Regions from separate parts of the Mus musculus genome. Here regions 1 and 2 are each linked to region 3. Evidence: chromatin loops called from intact Hi-C (ENCODE). Cell type or tissue: heart. All regions are shown on one strand.

Region 1 (8,000 bases), 180 kb after region 3:
GGATCTTAACAGAAAGTCATAAAAAGGAAAGAATGGGTTCCTTCCCCTCCTTCGGGAAGGAACAGATCCCTACACAGTGAGAGTCTGGACCAGGGGCATTCTGCCAAGAAACAGCACATAGCTTCGTGTAGCATCACACTATCAGGTGACACAGTATTGGTAACCAATAATACTACAACGTAGTTGCTTTTATCTGAAGCATTATCAAGTGGCATGGATTATTATTCACCCTAGTTTTTACAAATAAGAAAATTAGAATGTGTCAAGGTAAAATAACTCAAGAGTATGAAATTGGCTAAGCTATCAGCAAAACTTAAGGAGGCCACAGTTTAAGTCACTTGGTATCTTACCAGCAAATGTTCTTGGAATAGCAGAATCTTAGGAGGAACGGGATGGAGAGCCAATAAGGTTTAAGCCAAAGAAGGCTATGTAAGATGCCAGGGATGTTGAACTTGACCTTCTTGTGTTTATCAAAACGTCTCAGAGGCTGGGGCATACAGCGAATATTCAACCCTTAACTTCTTTGAAAGGGAAAGATAACCCTCAGGGACCATATTCTTTTGGACTGGTGACACCAAATACCAAAGGACATTGCTGCAGTAGCTTCCAGCACACTCCTATTCTGCTTTGCAATCAGAGAAAAAGGCCCTTTTCTGTAAACTCTGAAAACTGCTGAAAAGGGGTCAGAATCACCCCCACACTAATTGCCTAACAGATAGGTAAAAAAAAAAAAAAAAAAAAAAATTCCATCTGGGATTATACGCATGCTGTGATGAGTGGGAAGGGTCTGTTACTAAGGGCAGGGGATTTTATTTGGAGTTGAATGATTCTTTGTTGTGTGGGAGGCTATCTTGTCCTATGTAGTTTAGTAGCATCTTCACCTCCAAATATCACAACCAAAATTTTCAATTAACCACTGCCACGTGTCCCACAGGAGAGAAATATACAGAAAATAAAGTCAAATGTCCTAGTTGAGATGTACACAGGAATAAAGAATGTAAAATCCAGGCTGGTAGGAGATACCAAGATATTGTTAGATAAGTAAAGAGATCATTCTTTACTTGTAGATCATTTTTTGTTTGTAGGCATTGGCAAGAATTTTGGATTTTAGTTCATATAAATGATAAACCATTGAACAATTTTAAGTTGGGAACTAACATGAATATACTCTGAAGGATTTAATATCCTGAGAATAAATGAGACCTTATAATTTACAGTAAGGCATATTATCGTTTAAACTTGGTTGAGGAAGGGCAGCAAGAGAGTTCCATAGGTAAAGGCACTTGCTGCCAAGCCCGACGGCCCAAGTTCCATCCCTGGGACACACATGGAAGGAGAAAACCGACTTCTAGACTTCTACAAGTTCCCCTCTCACCTCCACGCGCGTGGTATACAGCACGTGTGCACACTACACAGATAAACAAATGGAAGTAATCGTTTAAATCCCTGTAAAGTGAGAGGAAACACTGACGAACTAGGAGGAACGTCATGGAAAGGATTATGTCACAGAAACCGAGATATACATGGAGGAACTGGTTTTGACTAGAGTGTTCTAAGGCTCATCCCTGAGTCATGGTCTGAAAAATCTCTTCTTACTTAGCTTTAGTTTCCTCTCTAACTCTTGGTCACACTCCAAACTAATCATGCCATTCAAGAACCTACAAGGGCCCCCATTACACCAAGCCCACGCTAGCCTTATTTTACTTTGAACAGGCACATGTCTTCCTTCACACATCCCCAGTAGCTCTAATTTTTGCCTAAACAGTTTTATCAATTCTAACAAACAAAATCAACTACAACTTTTCATCCCATTCACTAAACATGTATTTGTTAAACACTGGTGCCAGATACTTAATGGTTGGGAGCCTTTTGCTGCTTCTCTGAAGCAGAGAAAAATCTGCCTTTTAGGCAGGGTCAAGGCAGGTCAGGTCTGTTGGCAGATTTCCTGGCCTGCTGAGGCATGGAAAGATAAGAGGAGATACACTTGAAGTTCAAGGCGAGAGGCTGAAGATTCTATTGACCTAGGTGGGAGGAATAGGGAGGGTTTTGGATGGGAACAGCAAATTGTTTGTTAGCTTGTGGCTTTGCTTCCCAAGGTACTGGTATAAAAAGGCTATGAGACATACACTCCCTGCTGGTGTGATAATAACCAGCAGCCCTCCCATATCTGTCTCTTGCATCTTTTCCCGATCTTTCCTATAATCCGCCTCACTCCCCAAAGGACTGTTTTGATTTCATAGCAGCCAGACTCAACTATGCCCTAGAACTTCAGTGAAAAAAAAAAAGATAGTTCTTGCTCTCTAGGGCTTAGTTAATATGCAATTGCTTGTCAGACCTCCTCATGAATGTTTTTATAGGTAAAAGACTTCGCCTAACATCTAATTTTGCCTCAATCTCTTAGCTGCTTTTTCTCCTTGTTGCATTTCACAGTACCCCACCCCATCAGCCATGACTTACCACACCTAGCTATAATGACTTCCAGGAACTACTGGATCCCCGCTCCTCTGGACAGAAAGTTGCTACTCCTACCAGTCCTCAGAGGCAGGAATTTAGCCACAGGGTAGTACATTCCTCAGTCTGAGTTATCAGAAAGAGGTATGCTGGTACTAGGAAGTGCTGGGCTTCACCTAGATGATCTAGTGTATTCTCTGACACACCAAAGCTACTCCCTTGTAGGAACCCTTAACCAATGTGGTGAAGATGGTTCCTTCATAATTTAGGTCTGCTCACCCAGGGACTGTTTGAATCTAACCCCCAACATTCACCTCACATCGAGGAACAGTAATTCTGAGTTAATACAACCACACTGTGACCTTCCTAACTACCATTTTTTTTTTTTCCTGGGGGAACAAGGCGTTCAGATCTTGTTACGTCAAGAGTAGGACATTAACATAACTAAACCTGGACTGCTTGTTCCTTGGTCTATTTTTAAGACATATTTAAGGCACTCATGTAAAATACATCCGAGAATACACAATATAGCTGAAGGGGAAAGAGGTGACAGAAGATATATTAAACAACACCTCAAAACAGAGTGCACCCGAGAGGAAACAGTATGGTGCCAATTCTTTACATTTCTAAGAGCTGGTTTCTCCGGCTCCTTCCCGTCGAGGTTTTAATGTTAATGTTGAGGACGGCGTCTATGGCTTCATGTTACTTCTTTTATGTGGTACATAATAAATTCTCACTGATCCCGGGTCAAACACAATAACCTCACTGCATGTCACCCACCAACCTGCAGGGTCTCCCTCATGCGATTTCTTCAGGTAAACTGGAGTCCCCTTTGAGTTTATCTAAGTCAACTTTTATGACTCACGCCAGCTTTGGAAATGTCTTCCAAACCTACATCTACCTTTTTGAGTCATCTTAATCATCAGCCAGGTTTTTTTTTCCCCCCTTTGTTTTGTTTTTCCTTTTAATTATCATCCCAAATAAAAGTTTCCCAGACAAAGGCTAGTCTGGTTCGCAGCAGCAGCAGCTTGCAACTCAAAACCTGCTCCACATCGCGGAGAGGATGCTGCCAAAATTTCTGACAAATACTAACTGGGTCAGCGCGGTTATGAAGACGTTCGTTTTATTAGTGGTCACGAAAGCCCCACTTAGGGAAAATACATTCGCGCCAAAGGACACCATTCAACTGCAAACAGACCGTACCGACTCCCTAAGGGGACCGCCGGGGTGCCGACCCAGCAATGGCTGAAACCCACAGAACCCCGGCTCAGATCCCCGCGCATCCGCACTCAGGCTGCAAAGCCGCCAACCAAGGCGGACGACGGCGGGACGCCCGCGTCTGCCGTGGAAATCCGCCGCAGTCCCCAGCCCACCACGCAGCCGCTCGCCGATCCGCCACGTCCCGTCTCACAGCCCGCCCCGCGCGCCACCCCCGCGTCGGGGCAGAAGCCCGAGCCCTGCTCTCGCGGGATCTCGCGCCTCACACAAGCCCTCGGAAAGGGAGCATCACCCGCGGGAAAGCCGGGAACTCACGTGCGGGGGCGGGGCGGGGCGGGGCGAGACGAGGAGGCGGGCCCGGCGCAAGGGGGCGGGGCGTCCTGACGCGGGGGAAGGCGGGGTCCAGAGACCTGTTGATCGCAGGTGTCACTGCCCAGACCGGCCCCTGGGTCTTGGGCGTGCGCGCATGCTCTGCGCGGGTCTGGCGGCTGAAAGCGGCGGTGTGGCCGTCTGTCCCTGTGCGTGTCGCTTTGCCTGTCACGACGTTGTGGGTGTCGGCGCGAGGCGGAGCCGGGCCAGTGGGACTGGAAGGGCTACGGCGCCGGGAGGTAGAGCTTGGGGTGAGTCGCGGGAGCCCCCGCTGGGCAGAGGGCGGAGGACTCTCGGTCCCCACGGCCTGGCCCCGCTCGGGCGCGCTAACCCGGGTGGCCGCAGGCTGAGGGCGGGATTGGGCCGGGTCGGGATGCGCTGGCCAGGCTCCTGCGGTTCCCGGTGCAGCCCCACAGCTGCCGGAGCACTGAGCCTTCACCAGGGCTCCAGCGTGATTGGCGTTCCTCCTTGGCGGAGCAGACTGGATTGGATGTGATAGAATCTTGGCTTGGTTGGTTTCTCAGTAGCTGGACAGACGGACGGAGTTAATGTTTAGCTTCTAAACGGCGGTTTACGGTACAATTACCAAACTACTCGCCGGCGGCGCGGGGGAACAGGAAGTGCCTGCGCAGGTGTAACCGGGAGGATGTGAAGCCCTGCAATCTGAGCCTGTTTTGAGGTTTTGTTATTCTCCTGGGGTTTGTTTTCTCCGTGCAGATCCCGATAAATGCTTGCAAAAACGTACTGCACGTCCTTATCTGCTTGCGGTCTTCCATAGCTGGAAACATATTCTTTCCTCCAAATATATTTTCAAGGCTACTTTTGAGGTACATGGGCAGTAAACCTAAGTTCTCTGTGGTGAGCCCTGGAGCTTGTTTAAGACCAGGCACGCTGATTTTCACCTTTAAAAGGTGGAGCCAGTGCTGACACGAAGTTATGATAGAATGGATTGGTGACATTGATAACTTGTCAGTTTTATTTTCTGTTGTTTTCAATTCTGTGTCGATGATGGTCGAGGCAGAGATCCCTCATCCTATTCTGTTAAAGAAAAAAGGAAAAAAAAAATAGTGAAGAAAGGGTCTTCAAAAGTAATGTGTGATTTATCTGCTATTGTCAGAAGAATTCCTAATAGATTTTCTGCGGGCAAGAGTTGTATGGAAAATAAGGTTTTTGACTTATCTTTTAGAGACTTTTAAAGTGAGCTCCTTTGGACAACTTGCTATAAACTTACAGAAGTGATTTGTTTAGTTTGTAAATCGAATCAATGTATTAAGTATTTTTCCCAAAGGATAAAAAACAAGAGACCCTCCAAACAAGCCTTTTCCTTAGGATTTTTTTTTTTATTTATAAAGTTGTCTATCGAACTCATGATACGTGGCACTAACAGTTTATTACTTTAAAGGCGTCACTTTTTTTTTTTAAATAAAAGTGCCATTTTAGTGGTAGGACACATTTTCTACTTATTCTTGCCCTTTAGTAAGAAAGCACCCCCCCCCACACACACACACAATGCCCTTACAGTTTCACTATGTGCTCTGATTCAAAATATTTCTTATATTGTTTAATTTCAGAAGTTTATTTTCACTATGTAGTGTCGAAAAATGCAGTTTTGGTGTACAGTGGCTTAGAAGTTTGTTTTAACAGAATAAAGTTTAAAAATGACAAGAAATCTGATCTATTTTAAGGGGTGATGTGCACTTTTAGATGCTAACTTCATTAGACACCAGCTCCATTATGTTGGAAGTCTGTAGTTGTAGAAGGAATGAATCAAGGACTTTGCTTGACTCTACAACTTTCTGAAAACTCGTCTTCTCTCCGTACAGTGGTCGTTGAAGTTAGCTGGCAAAGGTGAGTTACTGAGATACTAAGCAGTCTTGTTATTTCACAGCTTTAACTATAAGGTGTGACCTAATTACAGACCCTAACGACAATCTACAGAAAGCTTGGTAGCTTATATATTGCACATGCCAACATTTTGAACATAGTGCGCTATGGTATGAGGCTCTTCCTGAGATTTTGTGCTAAGGATGGACGTGTGTTGATTTGTGTCCTCCTGGAGAAGCAGGGTAGACATTAGTGACGATACACATGTAGTATTGGTATGGTAGATTATTAACTTTGTGTTGCAACGATTATTCAAATGCTCATTTACAATGTATGTGTATAATAGAAACAAGAAATAGGTGTAACTACTCGACCATTCATAAATCTTTACAAGTTCTTGGGTTTTTTTGTTTGTTTGTTTGTTTTTTTGGTTTTTTGAGACAGGGTTTCTCTGTGTAGCCCTGGCTGTCCTGGAACTCACTCTGTAGACCAGGCTGGCCTTGAACTCAGAAATCCACCTGCCTCTGCCTCCCAAGTGCTGGGATTAAAGGCATGCGCCACCACGCCAGGCTCAGTTCTTGGAATTTTATTAAATAACTTTATATACCACTCTAATCTTGGCAAGTAATTGAGTTCTTTCTCTTTTTTTAATAAGAATCACACACACTCACACACACGTATTTGTATGCCAATTTCTTAGTGGTCCATGACAAGAAATGTAGTGTTTGCCTATAATTTTGTTATTTATGTACTTGGTTGTCTTCCTGTGTAGCCTAGGTTAACCTCCAGTTTGTAATCCTCCTCCTTCAGTCTCCCAAGCCCTGAGATTATAGGTGTACTATATAAGGCTTAGAATCACATCTTAATTTAATTGCTTTTCTGTGTGGCTGATTTTTTTTTTTTGTAACATTTTTCTTTTTAAAAAATGCTATCAGAGGAGCCTGTATTGGGCCACAGGAAGAGTCCACAGGGCTCAAATTGCCTCATGTATTCATATTTGTATTCTGGAAAGTAAAATTTTATGTAAACCTTCACTGTCCTACCTTTCAAAGCTTTACGTGTGCCAGTGTGTGTGTGTGTGTGTGTGTGTGTGTGTGTGTGTGTTTTGGTGCTGGTCATTGAATTTGGTCATGGGCCTTGCCCATAGTATAGTAGGCCAGTGCTGTGACCACAGAGCTATGAGAACCTCAGCCCTAACTTTAATTACACTAGTAAATAAATATCTGAGATAGCATGACATCTTTGTGATAGTATGAAGTTTATCATATTGAGCAGTAAAAAAAGAATTAAAGGTGGGGAAAGTTTTAAGGAACATTATTGTATTTTGTTGTTTTTTTCTTGTTGGATGGGTATTTCGCCTATATGTCTGTACCATCTGTGTGCCTGCTACCCATAGAGGCCAGAGGCAGATCACCTGAGACTGGAGTTACAGACAATTCTGCACTGCCCTGCGGGTGCTAGGAATCAAATGTGGATCCTCTGGGAAAGTAACAACCATTCTTAACTTCTCAGCCATCTCTAGTCCCAAGAATACTGTTTCTAACTTAGCATTTGTGTTCTTTGGGTTAGCAGGTTTTTCTTAGTAAACCTTTTAAAACATATTCTGTGTACTAGATACTAGAGATTCAAATATTAGTAAAGTGTTAGATAATCATGTCAGAAATTTTTCTTTTTTGGATGGGTCACGTTTTGAGACAAAATTTTTCTATAATTCGGTATGCTCTGGAATTTGCTCTGTAGCCTAAGCTGGCTTCAAACCCAATGCTTTAGCCTCCTTAGTATATTTTAGCCTTCTTAGTGCTGAGTTAGTAGGAATGAGCAGCCACTTCCATCTGTGAATTCTTCCTCCTCTAAGCTTCACTTCTGGCTATTCTGAACCATGACCAGCACCCCTACATTGAGTGTCCAAAGGTGAAAGGGTGGTGGACGGTTTCCTTCTCTTACTCTCCCTTCTGTAAGATTCTGCTTCTCCTCCCTTTCTCCTATCAATCTCCATCCACACCACACTGATGGAGTCGCTTCTGACTTGACAGAGGGTGGTGGCTTTCTTCATCCTGAACTACATCCGGAGAGCTGCACTGTGTTGCTGTAGACCACAGACATTATAACTAAGGGAATGTGAAGATAGGTAAGCCATC
Region 2 (8,000 bases), 61 kb after region 3:
GACCGTAGAGGACCAAGAGAAAACGGAGATCCGTGAGAAAGAACAAAAGAAAACCCTCAAATTTAGTGACAATAATACCGAGTGACAAAAATTCCCGCAAAATTAGGAATTAAGAAGCTGTGATTTGGGGACAGGGCATTGCTCAACAGTACAGTGCTTGCCCAGAAAATATGAGGTTCCAGGATCCATCCCTGATGCTGGGGAGGAAAAAGGGACTGGTTTGATTTGGTATGATCAAAAGATAATCACCTCTTAAGTAAATTCCATGTGGGATTACCCGAGATGATGCAAATACTCTCTCAGCACACAGAGGTGCACACACACACACACACACACACACACACACGCACACAAACCCTTTTATTTTTGAGATAGAGTCTCACTGTGTGTTCCTGCCCTGACAACACCCACTGACCCATTCATTCACTGCACCTCACTGTCCCCAGGCCTGCTGCAACTCCCTCTGGGGACAAAGGGTCAATGACCCGACCTGTTTTGCAGTACTTGATCTTGCCTAAGAGGTATGGTTGCTTTCCAAAGCCAGACTGAAATCTAGGTCTCCACAGAGCAAGCGCCCAGGGCCTGGGAAGGCATAGACACAAGCCTCAGAAGCCATGCAGGGAGGGACGTCAACATGACCACCTCCGCCCAGGGAATTTTTGTGGATTTTCTGGTACTTCTAGAATGTCTATGAGTCAGAAGCAGAAGTCGGAGCTCAGAAGACTCGACCTTTAAAAAAGAATCACAAATCAAAACAAGCTTGGATTTGGAATTTTGTTTCGGATATAATGAAACAGAAATGGCTTAGATTTTCATGTGTGACGTCTAGTCATAGCTAAAGACAAAACACAACTGGGCCCCAAACAGCCAAACCCCAAAAGCCACAACTGGGTCTTGAATTGGTTTACCCTTGGTCATTTTTCCCCAGTGTGTTTCAAATGTATAAATGCCGTCAACAACTGCTCACTCCAGAATAAGATCCACTATTGAGTAACCTGGATACCCCAGGTGTCAGTCTAAGGCATGAATCTGCCATTTTGAGTTTTCTTTTCTTTTTTTTTTTCCCACACTTAGCACCCAAGGATGAATACCTGACCTGCTTGTCAATGTTTGGATATGGCTAACTAATTCTTCACGGCAGCCTAGTATGAGCTCCATCGACGCTGGAATCTGAATTAGGAAAGTCTTGCTGAAAGCCAGCATAATGGTGCAATGGTGAAGGCAGTAAGATTAGGAGTTAAAGGTCTCCCTCAGCTATAGACGAATTTGGAGGCTAGCCTGGGCTTCATGAGTGCCCCCCCCCCCCCCCCCCCCCCCGCATCTCAAACCAAAGCAAGTCAGGAACTAAGTATGAGATACAGGATAAGCCACCATGCCCGTATGTCTTTCTTGTGTTTTATTACATCGTTTTCCAACTTTCATTTCCATGGGAGTAAAGATTGGCATGGCCTTACCTTGGATACTTATTTATTAGATCTGGGTGGGAGCCAGGAATTTGTCATCTGATACTTGTTTGTTTGTGCACCTCATTTTATAAAACGCATTTCTAACACCTGTCTAACAGTCCTTTAAGACTCTTAATAGTTTGTAGGCTCCCCTCATCAAAGACAACCAAACCACGCAGGGCTGTGGGCCTGCTCGGACTCTGTGAGGTGTTAAAGCAAACGTGATTACGCCTAGCGTCCACCAGGTGGCAGCAGACTCTTCTCCCTCGTAGAGCTTCCCAGACCGCCATTCCAAAGTTTGTGGCTCAGCAACTGACTTCCAGTATTGTCCTTGTTGTTTTATTAAAGATAGGAGAAGCCTCAAGATCTGATTTTGTCAGATCAGTCACTACACATCAAGGGTGAGATAAATATTTTTCAGAAGCAGAATTATAGTTTTATCACTTAAGACAGTCTTGAGCGCTTCAGCATCTTTGTAACTCTCAGAGAAGGGATTGTCAAAGAAAAGCTGCCCTTGGTTTGGGGACCTAGACCTGCTAACTCCAATCAAAAGTGGTTTTTAAAGTGACTAACTTAAAATTTGAAATCTCTCTGGAAGTGAGATTTCAAAACATTCTTATTGATCTAAATCAAAGAATTCTGAAGCATTTTGAATGTTAATTAGCCATACTTCCCTTCCTTCTTTTTATCAGGTTTCTTTGAAACAGAGTTCAGGCCAACCTAGACTATGAAGTAAGATTCCCTAATTCTTCTCTCATTCTCATCTCAGAGAGAGAGAGAGAGGGAGGGAGAGAGAGAGAGAGAGAGAGAGAGAGAGAGAGAGAGAGAGAGAGAGAGAGAGTGGCAGACTAATAATATTCCATACAATGATTTCTTTTTTTTTTTTTTCTAGTCTCGGCCTCCCTGAGTGCTGAGATTAAACATAGCCACCATGGCCGGATAAAATGATTCCCAAGCCACAAATCAAGCGAAGTTTGAGAGGAACATTTCGATTATTTGTTAAAAACTTCTTTCCCACTCCTTCTCTGGTGTTTTTGGTTTTTAATGGCTAGATTAGATGCATAAGTACTTCAGACATGCACATTATGGGGGTTTTCTGTTTTCTTCTCCTACTTCCTTCCTCCTCCCGCCCCGGCCCCATGCTTAGAAGGGCTTAGACATTGTGTTGCCTTTACAAGTTGCTGTCTTAGGCTACAATTACCTATCCTTTATCTACTTCAGAAAATTGATCATTCACTTGACAATTCTTACCTACTTTTTCACTTGACAATTCTTACCTACTTTATAGAATTCCTTTTTCTCTAAAATGAAATTTTTTTTGTTTTGTTTTGTTTTTTAAATACAGGGCTTTTCTCTGTGTAGTTCTGGCTGTCCTGGAATCACTCTGTAGATTAGATCCACCTCAAACTCAGAGATCCCCCTGCCTCTGCCTCCCGAATGCTAGGATCAAAGGGGTGCCCCACCACCATCAGGCTGCAAAATTTCTTAAATAAGAAAGTATCTTAGTTACTTGTCTATGGCTGTGCTAAAACTCCATGGTTAAGGCAACTAATTAAAAAAAAAAGCATTTAATCTGGGGTCTCATGGTTCCAGAGCATTAGAGACCATTACCATCATGGCCAGAGAATGGTGACAGGCAGTCACCACACTGGGGCAGTAGCTGAGAGCTTACCTCTGATCCATAGGTGCAAGGCAGAGAGTGAGAAGGCTAAGAACCTCGGAACCTTTGGAACATCAAAGACCACACCCAAGTGACACATCTCTGCCATAACCCTTCCTAAACAGTTTCGTCAACTGTGGAACAAGCACTCAAATGAGAGGCTATGGGAGCCATTCTTATTCAGACCACCACAGAAAGATGTCACTAAAAAAAAAAAAAAAAAAAAAAAAAAAAAAAAAAAAAAGAAAAGAAAAACCTCACCATTTAGACCAGAGAGACATGCAAAGTGAATTAATCACAGTCTTTGTCCATAAGTGCAATGGCCGATTTTATACTTCTCCTCCCTGTCCTATGGCCCCTACATCCTTTCTAACTTGACTTCCGTCCTATCCCCTGAGGAGAGGTGTTCTCCTTAGGGCTGAGTATCCAATAGTCACAGATTCTTAGCACTTTGACAAGTTACGAGCCTTGCATTTACCATTCAGTGTCTACTACAAAAAAGAACTTTCCCATAAATGTAAATATTTAGAAGATAGTTGGACATATGATCATTTAGCAAACCAGCAATAATAGGTTCCTCCATAGACCCTATGAAGTCCCTACCCTTGAATTATTGGCCAGGTTTACAACATCAGGCATGACTCCCTCCTGGAGAGGAGTACCCCAACCCAATCAGAAAGTAGTTGGTTACGTCCATAACAGTTATGCCAGGATTGAACCACTGGGCACGCTTTGACTGGCACTTGAGTATTGTAGTATACAGGGATCAGCACAGGGTAAGAATAGTGATGCCTTCCCCTGCAGCCTGCACAGCCTGCAGCAACTTCGGACATGATGAAAGTAGCTAGCAGAGAGGAAGTTTTTCTGATCGGTTCCAGATTTATTTCTTTATATTCTGAAACTTAAGCACGTGGTGTCCTCAGCCATCGGGTTCTACTATCTAGTTGAGTAACCAAGACCTCTAGCCATATCTGCAGCATCGTTTTGGAGGTCTCTGGGACTTCGTTGGCCAGTCATTCACAGGCTTGGCACTGAGATTCTTGAATAATAACTCCTGTCTCCTGGTGTGAGCATTATCTACCCACAGAGGGTATTTCTGCTTGAACTTCCTTCTAAAACAATTATACATTTTTTTATATTGGCATGCACAGTAGTAGATTGCGGTAAAGATTCTTCATGCATGTTTTGTTCTGGTTAATCCACCTCCACCCTCTCCCCTCCCAGTCCGCACACCCCTGTGCACGATTGAACCTCGGACACTAAGTCTTTCCTCTTCTCCTTTCCTATCAAGTATCAGCTGCTATCCCCCAGGTCCGTGCAGGTGTCTTTTCTTGCTCCTTTCACAGTCCCTTTCTGACTTTATGACCTTTGCAGCAACTCCAAGTTAAACACACGAATAAAAATGTCAAAGCTAGGCTCCACATATGAGAGAGGACATGTGGCATTTGCCTTTCGGAATCCGGATTAGATCGCTTAATATAATGTGTTCCAGTTTCATCGATTTTCCTGCAAATTTCATTATTTCATCTTTCTCCTTTATAGTTGAACAAAATTCCATGAGGTATGTGCACCACATTTTTGTTATCCATTTATTAGCTGATGGCCATTTAAGCTGATTTGCATTTCCTAGCTATTCTAAATGGAGCATCCATGAACGTGGATAAGCTAGCATCTCTGTAGCAGGAAACAAGGGTCCTTTGGGTCTATTTTCAGGTGCGTCATATGGTAGTTCTATTTTTAGCGTTTTGAGAAACCTCTGACCTGAATCCCATAGCAGGTTCACCTATTTACACTCCCACATGGACAGCTGTTCCCCTTTGGCCACGTCCTCACCAATGTTTTTGTCTGATTTCTTAAAGCTAGACTGGGTTAATAGTGTGTCTTATGGTTTCTACTGCTGGGATAATGCATGGTGATCGATAGCATCTTGGGGAGAAAAGAGTTTATGTCATCGTATAGTTCTCAGGTCAAACTCCATCACTGGAAGAACTCAGGGCAGGAATTCAAGGCATGAACCTGGAGGCAGGAGTTGATGAAGAGGCCATGAAGGAATGCTGCTTACTGGCTTGCTGTCCATGGCTTGTTCAGTGTGCTTTCTTCTGTATGGTAGGACCACCTGCCCAAGGATGGTACAAATCACAGTGGGCTTATTACATCAATTATTAATCAAGAAAAGACGCCCCTCCCCCTACTCGCCCCAAAGTCTTTCCTAGAGGCTGGTGGTAGGGAGGCATTTTCTCTGTTGAGGTTCCCTCCTCTAAGATGGTTTGTATAAAGTGGGGAAACACTAGTCAGCACAGCCGGGATCTCTAAGAAGTTTCTATTTGAATCTCCCTGAAAGCTAATGATGTTGAAGGCTTTTTAGAATCTTTATAGGCCATTTGTGTTTCTTTTCAAGAACTCTCTGTTAGGCTCCACAGCCTATTTTCTATTGAGTCTAGGTATTTGAGTTCTTTGACTATTGTAGATACTAATCCTCTATTAGATGTGCAGCTGGCAAGCAATAAATAAATAAATAAATTTCCTCCTATTCTGTAGGCTGCGTCTACAGTTGATGTACAGGTGTTTTCATGGGGTCCTGTTTGTCAGTTATTGGACTTACTTCTTAAAGGGCTAGAGTCTTATTCAGAAAGCCCTTACTTAAGCAGGCCTCCATCTGGAAGTGTCCTCCATACTTCCTACAGGCGGAAACTCTCAGGTCTTGTACAAATCTTTAATCCTTGGGAAGCCGAGGTTTCTGCACGGGAGAGGTGAGGACACTATTGCACTTAGATCCAGTTATCCAAGCACCATTCATCTTTTCTCAGCTTTGGGTGGGTACGTTTGCTATCTTTGCCAAAGGTCAGGTAGCTGTGGCTACCTGACCTTGTATTGGTGCCTCTGTTCTAGTCTGTGGATCTATGCATCTATTTTGTGCCACTACCAAACTGTTTGGGCTTTGTTTGGTTGTTTATTTATTATGCTGCCTCTGCAGCGTAGAAACCGGGTGTGGCAATATCTCTAGCAGTAGATTCACTTTGGCTCAGGGTTGCTTTGGCTACTTAGAGTCTTTTCTACACGAGTTTTAAGATTATTGAAATGCAGTTTTAAATGATTTAAAACGTGAAGTGATGTTGGATTTTATCAAAAGCCTTTCCCTGTATCAAGATGGCCTTATAATTTCTAGTCTTGAGTCCATTTATGTAATAAATAACATTTATTTATTTATATATATATATATTACTTTATAATTATATCTCTGGAATAAAGTCTACTTGACCATAGTATGTGATCTTTATGATGTGCTATTAAATTAAGCTTAAAACGTTTGTTTTTGGGTTTTTTGGTTTTTTTTTTTTTTTTTTTTTTTTTTTGGAGAACCTTTGCAATTATGTTCATATGGTCTTTGGGGTTTTTGGTCTTAATTTCCTTTTTTGTTGCATCTTTATCTTTGTCTGGTTTTTAGATCAGGATAGTACTGTCTTCATAAAATACTTAGGTAATGTTTCTTCACTTTGTATGGATTAATTTGAGAAGTATTGATTTTAGTTCTTCTTTGAAGGTCTGATAAAATCCATCTGGTCCTGGATTTGCTTGAGTTGAGAGATTTTTTTTTCTTTTTTTTAATTACTGCTTCAATCCCACTGCTTACTACAGATCTGTTTTAATTGTTGATCTCCTCTTGTTTTAATTTTGGTAGGTCATTTACATCTTAAAATTGACCTATTTCTTTTAGATTTTTCCAATTCGGTGGGAAGATATACCATTTTAGGTAAGACTTAATGCTTTTTGAATTTCACTGGTGTCTGCTGTAATGGCTCCTATTCCGTTTCTAATTTAATTTGGATCTTCTTCTCACTTCTGTAGTTACTTTGGTAAGGGTAGGTAAGTCTTTATCTTTTCAAAGATAAATATGTTTCATTAACTATATTATTTTGTTGTTATTTTCATTCCATACTCTTGTCTTAACTTATTACTTTCTTTCTAAAGACTTGTCCTTCTTTTTCCAGACCTTTAAGGTGTATAATTAAGTTATTTAAGATTTCTTTGACCAGGCATGGTGGCACACGCCTTTAATCCCAGCACTTGGGAGGCAGGGGCAGGAGGATTTCTGAGTTCGAGGCCAGCCTGGTCTACAGAGTGAGTTTCAGGACAGCCAGGGCTACACAGAGAAACCCTGTCTCGGAAAAACAAACAAACAAACAAACAAACAAACAAAAAGATTTCTTTGATGTTTTTAAATATAGACTCAATGCTTAGAATTTCCCTCTTAAGATGCTTTCATTGTATCTCATAATTTTGGCATGCTATGTTTTAATTTTCATTTGATTCTAAGATTTAAAATGTTTTTCTATATCAATTTATTTATTAACTTTACATGCTGATTACTACCCCCCTTTTCCTGGTCCCCCTCACATAGTCCCTCACACCCCATCCACCCTTCCCTTCTCCTCTGAGAAGGTGGAGCCTTCCCCCCCACCCCCCAACCCCCACCCCGCCACCCCACACCTGTATCACCCAACCCTGGCACATCAAGTCTCTGCAGGGTTAGGCGCATCCTCCCCCACTGAGGCCAGAGAAGGCCTCCCAGTTAGGGAACAGGATCCACAGACCGGCATCAGCTTTAAGAGCAGGCCCTGCTCCAGTTGTTGGGAGAGATTTTAAATTTTTTTCCTTCTTGATTTTTTAAGGATCCAGTCACTGCTCGGTAACTCATTGCTTAATCTCCATGAGTTTGTATGTGTTCTAGGCTTTGTCTCCATGTTGACTTGTAGCCTTAGTCCATTGTGATCAGATAGAATATAGGAAGTTATTTCAGCTTTCCGATATTTGTTTAACAATGGCTCTGTGTCCTGGTATATGATACGTTTTAGAGGACCTTCCATGGACTTCAAGAAAAGTGTGTATTCCTTGTT
Region 3 (8,000 bases):
ATCCTCCGTCTCTCAGCCTCTCAGAGTGCCGGGATCGTGGGCACGTACCACTCTGCCCAACCTCAGCTGACATTTTTATTAGCATTTTAAATGGTATGAGTGGCATCCATAGTCCATAAAGCTTTCCTTGCCGGGATACAGTCTGCAGAGCCTCTGACCTAAGAACTTGAAATAAGCTTTTTGCGAGGCTTCCTAGGAAACCTCTCTTCCGCCATCCGGGCCCTGCCCCTAGGCGAAATCTGGGAGGCCAGAACTTCTCTGAGCTTGAAGTGTGAGGGCATTTACCTCATGTCTGGTCAGGTGATAAGATGGCTCTCCCTGAGGAGGGATGGCGCCTATGCTGATGTCTGCAGCATCGGCAGGGGAAAAGGCCCTCCCATCAGCCAGCCTGTCTACCAGGCTTCTGAGGACACCCAACCCAATGCCACCCGATATTGCAGGTGCTAAAAGGAAACATACAGGACAAGAGAAGGGCAGAAAACAATTAGATTAAGGGAAGATATTAGCTGAGGAAGGTTTTTAGTTTGACACATTAGGGCTCCACGCTTAACTCTCCTCTCCTAGTCTCCTTCCACTTTCTGTCTCCTTCTCTCCCCTGCTCCCTCCCCCACCCTTGCATCACCTTTTCTCCCCCCCCCACCCCCATTCTATTCTTCCTTCCTCTATCTAAAGCAGTTCTAATGGAAAAGGGTCTGTGGAAAAATCCACTCATGTATTCATTCAAAAACTAACTGTAACTAACACCGTAGAGAAACAAAATTGTTACAAACAAGAAAACCTGTACCTTCAAGGGAGTTTACAATCCAAAGTTTCTTGCCAAAGAAAGTTAACCTTTATGTAGAACATGTGTTGTTTTTCCCAGGTGCTAGCTGGGGCCTCCTGGCCTCCTGAGTTCTGGCTTTCCTCTTGGAGGCCAAGAAGGGCACCCAGGGTCCTGTCCTGGGTGTCACCAGCTCTAGCTTGGCTTTCCTGCTTTCTGGGGATCTTTTATCTCTTTTGTTCAAGATTTCCAGACTCTCCCACACTCTCTATCCCCAGTCCCCTTCATGTCTCATATGAAGCAGCCACGAAAACAAGGCTGATAATGTCTTGTAAACGCTTGAGCTGAAAGCTTTTGCATCACAGGAGAGCGCAGTGATAAGGCTGAGATGGCACAGTGCACATTTATGTTCTGGGTCCGTTTGAATTCACCGCTGCAGAGCCTTCTCGCTGGCAGCGTGTGAGCCTCTGCCAATCTTCTATCCTTTCCCACGCTGACAGCTCACGCCCGGTCCTGAATGGCCTTCCACTTTCTTCCAGGCTCCAACTTTTTGCTAGTCTTGCTTGCTAGTATATTCCTTACCATAAATCCTCCAAAGTCAAGTTCAAATGCATTTCCTTTTCACCTTAATCTAGCCTGGTGCTCAGCAAAGACGCCTTTCAGAGCTCAAGACCCAGTTTCTATTCCCCATGGAAGATGGTTGTGGTTTTAATAGTGGAGAGTAGGCAGACCTGGGGAAGCCAGACCCAGAAACTGCTTTTTGTGAAGTGGGGGTTTAGGGAGGATAAACTGCAGGGTAGAAGATAAGGCAGCTTGTTTGGTTTTGTGACCTTTGGGCTGCAGGGTGACAGAGAAGCCAGATTAACTATTTCTGTGACCTCCTGAGTCTCCAGAAGAGGGCTGGTTGCTTTATGGAATTCCAAGGGTCGCAGGGTCCTAAAAAATTATGGGCCATTTTTATGGCCCTGGTTTGGGAATGAGGGGTTTCTTTTGCATATAAGTAGTACTTAAGCAATATATATTACATAAGAATTATAGTGTGTATATTCTTACATAATATATAAGCATCATATATGTTATATAGGCATATGTAAGCAACCCAAAATATCTATGCAACCCAGAGCTAGTTGGACAGCTGAATGAGGGAAGCTCTGCCTCTACGAGTTCTCTTAGGAAGCCTGCAAGTTGATCAAGTGCTGTCCTGGTTTGTCCCCGTTGTGCATCCTATAAAAAACAAAAACAAAAAACAAACAAACAAAAAAAAAAAACAGTAAGTTGAATAGATCGATGCGGTTCTTGGCATTCTTGAAGCCAGTGGCAGAGTAGGTCCTTTCATACAAAGCTCGGAGTTATTTACAGAGAGAATGGTAGTATTTAAGGAATTGGTCTTTAAAAGAGGAGCATCTGGCCCCTTCTTAGCCAGTTACTGCGGCATAGTAATCACGCATCCTCACTTAGCATTGAGTGGTTTGCAGAGCTTAACCTGGTGACTTAATACACTCACATCACAAGTGGATATTGTGAAATATTGATATTTCATTTCAGAAAACAACAATGTAGGTGGTCCAGCTTCACTGTAGAGCCCTCTGATATCCCAGCTGATGTGGCTGGCTAATTCATTCCTCCTGTCCTCTGTATTGATCTCTGCTGTTTGCCCTGTGCTCTGGGAAGGACAGCCCTGAGGAATGATGTTCACTGCGCTTCCCTAAACCCTTGCAGCTGACTGAGTCTGCAGTCCCTGAGCCAGGCTTTTCCAGACCAGTGCCTCCCCTTCACTGTGTGAGGGCCTGGAGTCTGACCATGCTGGCTTTACACGTCCCACTCAATACCTTATGCTCAGGACCCAGTCCTTGTTCGGATTCCCTCACAAGCCCTTGGGTTGAGGTTTGGTGGCTTCTCTGGCCGACCAGACCATCTGAGGCTATTTGTAGAGCACCGTTGACTTCTGAGGAAAAGGGCTATAAAATACCATCTGATCTCAGCTGTCCAGGGAGGGTCTATGTTTTCCCTCATGGCTCTGGCACTTCTCTGGATAATTTCCTCAGCTATTAACCATGTCCTTAAGGCATCATAAAACATGTAGCATTTTATTTAAAGTTTATAATAGCAGAGCCTGTACAGCTGTTACCCCCTTTGAATTTAAACAACCCTTAAACTGCAATGCTAAAAACTACAGTCAACTTAAACCCTCAGTGTGTCTGTGTACCCGTAGCATCTTAGAAAGTGGAAATGCATTGTATGAAAAAGATAAGTGGCAAACCGATATCCCTCCCCTTCTAGTGGGAAAAAGGTAACAGTCAATGAATTAACTTGTAAATAAGATAGCACCATGTTCCCGGTGTTGGCTTTGGATCTTTGAGCATTCCCTTGTTTGGACTTGGAGGAATTCTCTGAGATTTCAGTCTGGGCTTGGAGGAAAAAAATCTCTCTGGGGTTTCAGCCTGGCTAAAAGAAGCTAGAACAAAGCAGGCCAGCTACAGAAAATGAAGCCAAGAGGTCCCATTGGGGGCCTAATGTGTGTTCTTTAAAGAAGAAAGAATTTGCTCCTGGGGTCAGGAGATTGTCAGGAAGCCCTTGAAGTTGCTAATGCTGATCAGACCTGCTGGGGGCCAGACAGATGAGCCAGTCCAGAGGCAAGGGCTCTGGCATTGCCGATCTCCCAGTCTCCTTTTCTCCCAGAGGTCACTGTCAAACCAGAAGCTCCTGACAGGGTTTGCAGTATACAGGGTTATATCAACACCTCTAACTCAGTGGGGAAAGGGAGGGGTGCATTCGCCAGGCTTTGCAAAGGTCTGAGTGTATTTTCAGTCCTTTTTAGTAAAATCCCTTCCTGGGGTATTCTAGGAAAGAAGGGAGCTAACTTTGTGAGGGTTTGCAAGCCTCATGGGGAGCAGGGTCCCCTACCTACTTTGGGGGACAGAGTGGAAGAGAAAATGGGATGACAGACCCACCCTTGTGGTGGTGTTTTGTTTCGGTGGTGTTAATGTTCTTCTTTGGTTTGCTTTTTGAGACAAGGTCTTACTATGAATTCATGCTGGCATCGAACACATCGTGGTGCCCAGGCTGGCATCAAACTCTGATCCTCCCTCCTCAGGCGCCCAAGTGCTGGGATTATAGACACATACTACCACACTTGGGTCTTGGGGTCGCACTTTTGAAGTACCTGGCTTATACTGACCTGATATGAATAGGGTTTTTTTGTTTTGTTTTGTTTTAATTTTGAAATGTAAGCTAGCAAAATGGTGCAGTCATTTAGTGCAAGGATTGCAACCGGAGTTCAAGCTCTGTAGTCCACGTAAAGGTGGGAGAAGAAAACCAACTCCTGAAAGCTGTCCTCTGATCGCTACAGGCACATCGAGGGACAGCTATGCGCATGCGCAACCGCTACAGCATACTTGCAGACCTCCCCTTTCTAAGTGGGATATGAACTTTCGCAGAGGCAAGGCCAGGCAAGGTCAGACAATTCTGATCACTCCTGGATCTTCCAGGAGAGGGAAGAATTCCTCAACCATTCAACTGTGACAAAACATTAGATTTATGAATCAAACCGCTAGCAATTTGAATTATGTTATGGCAAAGTACACATATACATATACACATACCTAAGTCTCTGTAGGACAAGAAGAGTGAGGCTGTCAGTGTTTAAAGATATCTTGGCCTCTGCAGGTTCCTGATCCCAGTGACCTATCCAGGTCAGTTAAAGGGGGAGTAGGGTGGGCATAGACTTGTTGGCCTAAGATAGCCTCCCGAAACTCTTAAAATCTTTACTAACTAAATGTAACATGTGTTCCTGGTAGATTAGGAACATTTTAGACCAAGTTCCCAGTGCAGCATTTTTCTCTTAAGTATTTTTTATTATTACATATTACATTGAACTATATCTACACGTCTCTTAACATGCTACATAGATAATTCACTGTACTTTGAAAACTCTGTAAGGCTCCCCCAATACATTTGAGACTAAAAAGGAGGCGTGTTTCTGATCTTTTACATGTATAGTGTTGATTTTAAAATAGAAAACAGTTTGTAAGAAAAGAAATTTCTTTCCAGGTTATAATGAACGCCTAACATTGTCAATTAACAGTGCTTGTACTGCCTCCTGGTGGCCAGAAGGGAACACTGCATTTTAAAAGCTGAGACAGCACAAACTAGGGAGAGCCGCCTATTTATGGATATTACTGGTATTAATAGAGTATCACAAAGATTATTCTGTCCGGTGTGAGGAATCCCCACAGTAAAGTATCCAGGATCTTAAGATAAATAAGCACAATGGACTTGTGGATTTAGATTTTCTGCAATCTGAGAGTTTAAGTGATGGGTGTTCTTTCTACAAGGTCATTGGTATGCTAGCATGGCTCCTGACTTAAAAGCTGATTATAAGGACTTGGAAAAAAAGCCATCCATTTTTAAAACCTGAAAAAAGGTTGAAATGTCAACAAAAATTACCTTACATGAAAAAAATTACCTTACCTGCTTCTTTAGAAGTTAGATCAGTATGTGTGTGTGTGTGTGTGTGTGTGTGTGTGTGTGAGAGAGAGAGAGAGAGAGAGAGAGAGAGAGAGAGAGAGAGAGAGATGGGAAGTGTAAATATCTGATATGTGACCCAAGAGGTTTAGAACCACCACTGCCCTAGGCGTTTTTGTTTAATAATGATAGTAAATATTAATAGCCTTCGGAGCAGTTCACGTGTAGTTTGCACACATCCATCTAGCAAAGGCTTCGCTTGAAATGCATCTTGCTCCAGGATTGTTGATGGCTTTCTTCTTCTTACCAGTTACCTAGTGCGTGCTTTTCAGTGCATAGAAACATTGGGAGTAAACCACGTCTCCTTCACGGTGACCTTGAAATTTCGTGCCAGCATTGTGTTCCTGTGATGCTAAGGATCAGACTCGAGGCCTTGTATATGTGACATAAATGCTCTGCCACTGAGCTATACCCCAATACAGGAAAAGAAGCTCCCAGAGTGTTCCCCTACAGAACAGTCAGGAGCCCAAAAGCTTGACTGCTTCTGACCAGGGTCTGTGATACATTTACTAGTGACCAATAGCCTCACAGTCCTCAATACTTACTTGAACATGAGAATAAATTGTATTCCTTTTCATCTGGGCCCTCTGTGCCACGACGGGCTGCCGGGCTATTCCGATGCCCTGTCTTAACTTCTGTGAAGAGAAGAGCTCAGCAGACGCCTTCGCCTGCTCTTCCACTAATTGCATGGCCTCCTTTCTCAACAAGGAGAAAGAGGAAACCCGAGAGGAAGCTGATTACAGGCATCAGAAGTCCTTGACTGAGGCCAGTTACAAGAAGTCCCACAGAGCTTCATCAGAGGGCAAGTCCCTGGTGACCCTCCTCCGAGAGCAACCATGTGGATTCCTGGCCGGAGCTTCCAAGAGTTGTGACCACTTGGGAGAATTTATTGTGTTCTCTGAGTTCATAATTACAGAGCACCATGTCATGAATTCTTGTGAGGTCCCCTGAGGATTCCTTAATGGCATAATGAAGTCAAGCCAGTTATATCCCACGTCCTAGACCTTGCAGTCACATAACAGGAGGGATTGCTCCAAACTGCAAAACCAGCTGCTGTCATTGCTGTCGGCCATTTTGCCCCTATACTTCTTGGAGCCGTGTTCAGAGCTTCTTGGTCCTGGTGTAAGTAAAGTGCCTTGACTTGGCACAATAGAGTTCTCTGGTTTAGGACCTAACAAATTGGAAACCCAGTTTGCATCCAAACAAACTGTGAGTTGCTCTTACGTGTGACCACTTGAGGGCAGCACCGTCTTAGGAGCTCACAATCCAGCCAAAGTAGGAGCTACCCAGGGAGGTTTATATACTGCTGGAATTCTGGGACTAAACTGTAAGCGATTAGAAGACACTTCTGACATATCAGCTCTAATTCAGATGCGGAGATTTTTATTTATTTAACTGTAGTCTATAGATTTTTATATAAGATAAAATTGAGGCAGGCATGAGAGGTAAGCCAATTGTATGCCAAGAGATTTATTTATTCTGTGAATTAAAGTGTTAGTTTTAAAAACAGGTCCAGTATACAAGAAATAAAAGCACTAAATTAAAATATACCCCACAATTAAGCCTGAGACACCAGGAGTGTGTTCCCAAGTCCTTACACACATCTTGGGACACTGGATTCTTCACAGATGATAGATTCCCACTATGGCCTCATCAGGTAGGAAAGAAGGCCCGCTTGCTTTTTTCTCCTCATATTTTGAGGTAACTTTAGTATAAGCCTGAAGCAAGTAGGAAGGCAGGAGGAAGAGAGAGATGAAGCACGCTACTCTGTGTTTGAAAACCCACCAGCAGAGGTCTCCACCACAGGCAGGGCCCTGCCCACTTCCAGATGCGTTGGAGAGCTGGCCTTTTATAGCTTTCACGGGACACCAGGGAGGAGATGGAACTGAGCAGCTGCCAGTGCCCGGTGTGTCTAAGTTCTCTTTCCAAATGTCACTGCTTGTTTGGAAGGCATTATACACTCACCCCTCAGCTTATTTCTCTTCGTGGATCTTGCAGAACACAAACTGTCCTTAAAGACTTACCTTTAGCCAAAGTCCTTTAGGACCTGGGGTGTGACCCAGGCAGATCAGAGAGCAGGCAGATGCTAACCCCAAGTAACTTTTCAGTTGAGCCCAGACCTCAGTGTGTCCAGGAAAATCTCTTTTCTATTCCAAATTGATCATCTATAGAATTTCTCCCTCTGTTTTCTTGCAAACAAACTCATTCCCTTGAACATAGACCAATAGCACCTTTACTCTGCTCGTAGCAACGATGACTGGGAGTGAACTCTTTGGATTCCTCTTTATCTGAAACTCTACCCATCCCTTTGAGTCCCATCAAGGACCTTCCAGCAGACATCTCCCAAGCTGTCCTCCCTTGGGAAAGTTCTCTGCTCTTGTAGAAGAAGGACCACATTCCTCTTTCCTACCAACCGAGTGCTCCCAATTCCCACCAGGTCTCCAGGAAACAGTCTCCCTCCCTCCCCTTCCTCCATCCTGCCCTCGGTGGATCCTATCCCCGCTACTTGAGCAGCAACCTCTTCTGTGAGCCTTCCTCCTCAGGAGCCCAGAGCTCCTTCCCCAAATCACAGCCCTAAAGCCATGACATACGCGTTGATCTGAAACCTCCCACACCAATAAGATTTTAAAACGGATTTAAATATCTTTGTCACTTTAGGATGTTCAATCTGATTTGCTTGTTAGCCTGTGGGAGCTATAACAAGCATTTACAATGT

What was found. Hi-C counts contacts between places; a loop is a spot of excess contacts. Peaks named below come from ENCODE experiments on the same cell type or tissue, not always from the same donor. Only the 100,000 strongest peaks of a DNase experiment are listed, where the experiment ranks them.
Region 1: it touches region 3 in a loop (3-fold over the local background); 4 of 42 quality-filtered maps call a loop at or near these places.
Region 2: it touches region 3 in a loop (4-fold over the local background); 12 of 42 quality-filtered maps call a loop at or near these places.

The regions. Positions count from the first base shown.
Region 1 is chr3:122,980,571-122,988,570 of GRCm38, reverse strand. Usp53 (ubiquitin specific peptidase 53) reads left to right here and starts at 4,124. Exons shown (of 16, transcript NM_133857.3): 1 at 4,124-4,289. In heart, no CTCF peak of the experiment used is centred here; DNase peaks (open chromatin) are centred at 3,900 and 4,170; H3K4me3 peaks cover 2,879 bases; H3K27ac peaks cover 3,472 bases.
Region 2 is chr3:123,097,087-123,105,086 of GRCm38, reverse strand. The region is part of intron 4 of Synpo2 (synaptopodin 2); the gene reads left to right. Among named protein-coding and RNA genes, the nearest start is that of Myoz2, 66 kb to the right of the region's middle. In heart, a CTCF peak has its summit at 3,099; a DNase peak (open chromatin) is centred at 1,686.
Region 3 is chr3:123,157,861-123,165,860 of GRCm38, reverse strand. The region is part of intron 1 of Synpo2 (synaptopodin 2); the gene reads left to right. Among named protein-coding and RNA genes, the nearest start is that of Synpo2, 74 kb to the left of the region's middle. In heart, CTCF peaks have their summits at 4,861 (motif pointing left), 6,500 (motif pointing right) and 7,092 (motif pointing right); DNase peaks (open chromatin) are centred at 6,280, 6,470 and 7,120; H3K27ac peaks cover 6,410 bases.